2 separate regions of the Homo sapiens genome follow, and region 2 is linked to region 1. A link is a contact called in ENCODE Hi-C or POLR2A ChIA-PET data. All regions are on one chromosome and are shown on one strand. Each heading gives the region's core, a stretch centred on a gene start or an enhancer-like site at or near the end of the contact. The rest is flanking DNA. Distances are from core to core; before and after follow the strand shown.

Region 1 (2,758 bases), core at 185-2,684:
TACATATATGTAGCATGCACTATACATATGTGTAGCATATCTATGTGTACCATGCATATGTGTAGCATATCTCTGTGCATCAAACATATGTGTAGCATATATGTGTGCACCATATATATGTGTAGCATATCTGTGTGCACTATATATATCTGTAGCATATATATGTACACACATACACACACAATGTTTAGGAGTTAAATAAAAATAAAACAAATTTGTCCCAAAATAGGGCACATGGATATCCTGAAAGGTCGTTTACCAGAGCTGCAAAATCCTAAGCAGAAGAATCCGTACTGCAGAAATAAATAAGTACAGGCATTGGAGGTGGATGGATTTAGGAGGAGGAAGAGAAGGGAAGGAGGGGAAGTGGGCCCGCCCAGGCAGACAGTGGGTCAGGTAAACATGTTGTTCATTTCAGAGACCAGAAAAGACTAGCAGAGTGGGAAAACGTGGGAACCCTGGCAGGGCCAAGGAAAAAAAATAAGCCAGTAGATCATCATTAACTCTCCTCTCAGCTCTTCCAGAGCTCAGTGCCCCGGACCCTGAGTCCTATTTAAATTCACTTACAGGTCCTAGGTATGTTATCAAAGGGTCTCCATATTCTCTTACTCAAAGTAAGCTCTGCTCAGCTGTGCTCTCTGGTAGATAATTCAGAGGTGACAAGGACACTGGAGGAGGTTTTCTCTGGCTTTAGCTAACAAATCAAGTGTCACACCTGAATGGTGCCAGAGTGAGTTAAAGATTATACAGAACTTTGAAGAATGACCACATCATGTGATCACACAATCAGCCCATCAAAATATACATTTTGGGCACTTGTTTTGTGTCAAACTCCTATAATGACAGTAAATATCATCATAATGTGCTCACATATCTTTCTGATTCTGTAATGAGAAGTAGAATAAATTGTGGCTTCTCCATTCAAGATTAACTCTTCAGTTGTCTTCTCAAAAAAGGAAAAAATATGTTTGAAGCACTTGATACAGGTTGAGTTGTGTCCCTCCAAAACGATATGTTGAAGTCCCAACCCCAGCACATCAAAATGTAACCTTATTTAGAAATAGGATCTTCTAGAGGTGGTCAAGTTCAGAATGAAGTCACTAGGGTGGGCCCTCATCCAATACAATATGATGTCCTTATGAAACGGAGAAGGTTGGCCACAGAAACGGACACGCAGAGAGAAAATGATGGGAAGACACACAAGAAGTAGATGACCACGTGATGGAGGGATGTATCTACAAGCCCAGAAAGGCCTGAGACCACCAGAAGCCAGGAGAAAGGCCTGGAACAGATCCTTCCCCAGAGCCTTCAGAGGGAACATGGCCCTGCCAACACCTTAATTTTGAACTTCTGGCAATTCCAGAACCATGAGGCAACAAATTTTGGTTGTTCTAAGCCACCCAGTGTGCCAGCCCCAGGAAACTGACACAGCACTTTATTAAAATCCCTTCTGATGTCATTTAAGAGATGGTGAAAGAGAGTGAGCCAATTATGCATGAGTCAACCTTTAGCCATTTTAATGCTGTGAGTCCTCCTTTTTTGAAAATATTCCAGTGATCAAAGATGCTGTTTTTTACAACACTGGGTTAAGTTCCACTCTTGTTACAACTACAAGGAAAGCCTCCTTATTTTTACCTCACATTTCTGTTGGGAGAAAAAAGAAACCCAGAGTTCTTCTGTAAGTCATTATGCTCTGAAGATATTTAGTATCAGGCTGATTACTGAATCAAAAGATCTGGTTACCATCATGTCTAATCTGCCAGAACTGAATCATATCCACTGCATGGCTTTCTCCTCCGTTTCCTCCAATTTCCCCCCATTCAACCACCTTTAACTATATTCCAGTTTCTAGCAAATGCTGCTGAAGCTTCAGCTATTTTCTTTAGATTATATAATTTTCCAGAAAACTCAGAAGTTGATCTGCTTAACAAAGTATTCATTTTTCCTCTAAAGCATGGTATTATTTTCCATCTCTAAGAAACGGAGCTTTGTAATATTTGCTCTCCAATTTAGAAAGAAGCATTAGTCAGCTTGCATTGAATGTTAAAAAAAAAAACAAAAACCTGAATGCTACTCTGGTTCTCATTGGAGTGAAATATTTTCTCCATGTAACCAGAAATAGTAATGGAAAATATTTTTCTTTCACACAATATTTGAGCATAATTGGTAAAAGCCTTCAATTATGGAGAAAGTCTTATGAGAGCTAGTCTTTCTTGCAACAAAAACTAATCCATTTGGATTTATGTGACTCTATTAGCTGAAGCTTCTCTGTTTCGATAATAATATGAAATGCTTTTTTAAAGTTTGCATATAGTGTCACCCACGAATGTCTCCAGCCATTTCCCCTGTTCATCATAAAATTTAGAAGTAATAACACTTTGCACCTTAGTGCTGTTTGACAGAAATACTACAATACTAGAAAATTGTAGTAGTACCCTACAAATTGACTCTGATTGCTCATCAACATAGAACTGATTAGTTAAATTAGCTTAAATAATAGAGCATTATAAAAATGACTTATTATCTCAAAATCTGCCATATAAATCATCCTTTTCATTATATTTAATAAAGAGAGTGGACTTTGAATTGTGCTTAATGATAGTCTATAAATGCTAATGCACTCAGTTTGAAGGAACTGAGGTGGGAATTATTGGGCAAATCATAGGATTGAGTCTTGATCCCTATACTAATTTTCCTATAAATTCATAGCCAAATAACTTTACTTCTCTTCACTTTTATTCCCAGTCTATAAAACAAA
Region 2 (2,758 bases), core at 98-2,597, 41 kb after region 1:
CCAAGAAAAACAGTGGAAAGAAATAAACACATGGACCCATCTAGAAATGTATAACCACTAGGATAAAGTTTTAAACATTATACATTTATAGGTAGGAAAAAAATCAGTTTACATAGAATAAAAGGCTGGCCTCATACATTTTTCTTCTAAATGCTAAAAAAAAAAAATGAGGTAATGATTAATACATTTTGAATATGACAAAGTTGTAAACCAAGAGTATTATACCCAGCCAATTCATCTTTTTGAGTAATGAAAAAGAAAGTCTTGGAGAGGCAAAAGTGATAGTTTACCTACTTGCCCTTCTTTTAAAATTAGAATTAAAATTAGGAAAACTCAACTCAAGGAAGTCATAATGTAAAAGGACTGGTAGCCCTGTGCGGTATTACTTCAGACAACCACACTTGAACCAATGAACCTGCAAGAAAAAAAAAATTCACCTACTTCCATTAAAAAAGACTAGGGGAAATAAATTTTGTGGTCATATTTAGTGCATAAAAAATGTATATATATTTTTAATTTTAATTCAACACATTTTCTTTAAGGAGCTCATATTATTTAATAGAATATAAATAAAGAGAAAATAGCATGTTCAGAATTCATCATACTTGAGCTAAAAGAATCAATATCTTTGGCTTTGCTCTGCTGGCATTAAAGCTTTCCAAGTATCTATTTTAAAGAAGTAGGACACTGTTTCTGGCTGGTTATGTTCTCTGCACACTGACTGTTGTGCTAAGGGGTTGACTAGAAGATCTCCATGGCCCCTATTCAAAAACGCAATGACTTTTCTGGTTCAGGAAGCTCAGTCAAAGCAGCCCGCCAATCCTGCTGGTCAGCCTTGCCCTGGGATGCAAGTCTTGTCAACTGGGGTACATTTCAGAAGCTTTCTTTCCCTAATTTTTTAAATAACTTTTTTTAAATCACAAAAGTAGTCCATGCTTGTAACAGAAAATATGGAAAACTCTAAAATATAAAAAGGAAATTAGAAAATGTCTCATAATCTCATGATTCAGAGTCCTGATTTTTCATTTCCAAGAATTCCAGGAAGCAAGTCATTTAAAGGCAGGACATCACCACATCCTATGGGGCTGCCACAGTTTCCATGGCTTCACTTTGGAAAGGAGACAGACAGACTTAAGCAAGCTGCCTCGCAAGGACTTGAGCACTCCTCATCTGAGCTGTCCACACACTCCAAGCTCAAATAAAATAAATATGATAACACCCATAGAAGCACTTTATAAACTTCCAAGGATTATACAAATGTTACTTGTAATTATTCTCAGGATCAAATGGGTTGGTATACTGACATTGTCATTATTGCACAAGGGGAAATTTGTTTCTGAGGAACATTTTCTCAATTTCCTGCCTTTGAAGGGGCTGCTGTCATTTCAGCTTTTCTCTGTGTGGCAGGCTACTCTCTGGAACCTCGTCTCCCACAATGATCTGGCAAGGCCCATGGTTGATCCTGGCAGACACATACATCATTTCAGGAATCTGCTGCCATATTCATAGGGCTGCACATTTATGTATAGTGTTCAGCTCTGCGTTGACCCCACAAAAGAACACAACTTCAAATGCTTCACTTTAAGGCACAGAAAATTCAAGAAGACTGGCCTCCCAGAAGAATGCAGCAAGAGCCCAGCATTTTTACAAACATAGGTATTTATGTCTACATGCTTTCTTATTGTCGTGTGCGTCATTTACCCTGTCAAGATGTGAATGATGTTACAATAGAGCCTTGTGAGAAAGGGATGAAAAGGAAATGTTGCAATTTGTCAGGGTGCAGGGGTGGAGTTCCCTGTCCTTAATTTCATGTCCCCTAAATCACGGCTGGTGGCCTTGTTGTTCCTTGTCTGGGAACACTCTTCTCTAGGCTTACCTAAAACCACTCCTTCCTAATTTTCCAGCCACATAACTGGTCATTTTCTTTCCTGGTCTCCTTACTCATTCCCCCTTCTCTGCTCAACTTTTAAATGTTGGAGTGATCTCAGTCTACAGCTTCCAGAGAGCCAAGCTCTTGTCTGATGGTTTGCCACTATAGCCTCTCATGACAAGAATAACGTCTGGCACTTAGTAGCTGCTCACTAAGTATGTTCAAATGAGTGCATGAAGTCATATATGAATTTATGAATTGCTGACAACCTCTCTATTTCAATTGCTGACAACCTCTATATTTCATAACACAAAATTTTCTCACACTTCCAAACAATTTATTCTCATGCCCAGAGCTGCCTACCATTGCTAGGTCATTTCATTGAATAAGATTCATGAATGTCTGCCTGTAGCTTTAGACCCAAGCCCCCCCGCCCTTCCCTTTATGAAGATACCTAAAGTCACATGGCCCATGGATCTCCTGCCTTACAATCAACTCTCATTGAGGCATCCACCTCTCTCTTCCTTATTCTTTGAAACACTTATAACCAAAAGAATTACAGTATCTAGTCAAGCAGTATTTTCCATCCCTAATCAAGGGAAGCTGCAATTCATTCCAAATACTTTGACTTTCAGGAAAATGCCCCCAGTATTTCTCCTCTATTAGAAAACTCAAAAACAAACAAAAAACTCTCTGCAGAATGAGGCCATGTAAAATCACTAGTTTCAGAAACCCATTATTACATGAGGGCAAACTAGGTCATTTTCTGAGCCTCAGTTTCTCCTTTGCTGATGTTGGTGTAATAGTATTAGAAAGAATTAGATCAGATAATGCACTAGAAAGGGTCTAGGACCATTCCTGGGACTCAGGACATTGAGAAGATCTGGT

Evidence for each region. A loop is a pair of places that touch in the nucleus more often than their neighbours do. ChIA-PET counts read pairs that join two places held with the same protein, here RNA polymerase II (POLR2A).
Region 2: a map of endothelial cell of hepatic sinusoid shows a loop between it and region 1 (3-fold over the local background). The contact joins two enhancer-like sites. A Hi-C loop is called at or near these places in 1 of 168 maps with a recorded cell type or tissue (endothelial cell of hepatic sinusoid). POLR2A ChIA-PET finds 5 or more read pairs at or near these places in 3 of 52 experiments (GM10248, MCF 10A and PC-3).

The regions. Positions count from the first base shown.
Region 1 is chr18:56,401,602-56,404,359 of GRCh38, forward strand. No RefSeq gene overlaps it. Among named protein-coding and RNA genes, the nearest start is that of LINC03069, 210 kb to the left of the region's middle. Within about 2 kb of position 1,435, at least 5 of the 41 ENCODE cell types and tissues checked have a DNase peak (open chromatin) inside an H3K27ac peak, as active enhancers do.
Region 2 is chr18:56,442,629-56,445,386 of GRCh38, forward strand. No RefSeq gene overlaps it. Among named protein-coding and RNA genes, the nearest start is that of TXNL1, 190 kb to the right of the region's middle. Within about 2 kb of position 1,348, at least 2 of the 41 ENCODE cell types and tissues checked have a DNase peak (open chromatin) inside an H3K27ac peak, as active enhancers do.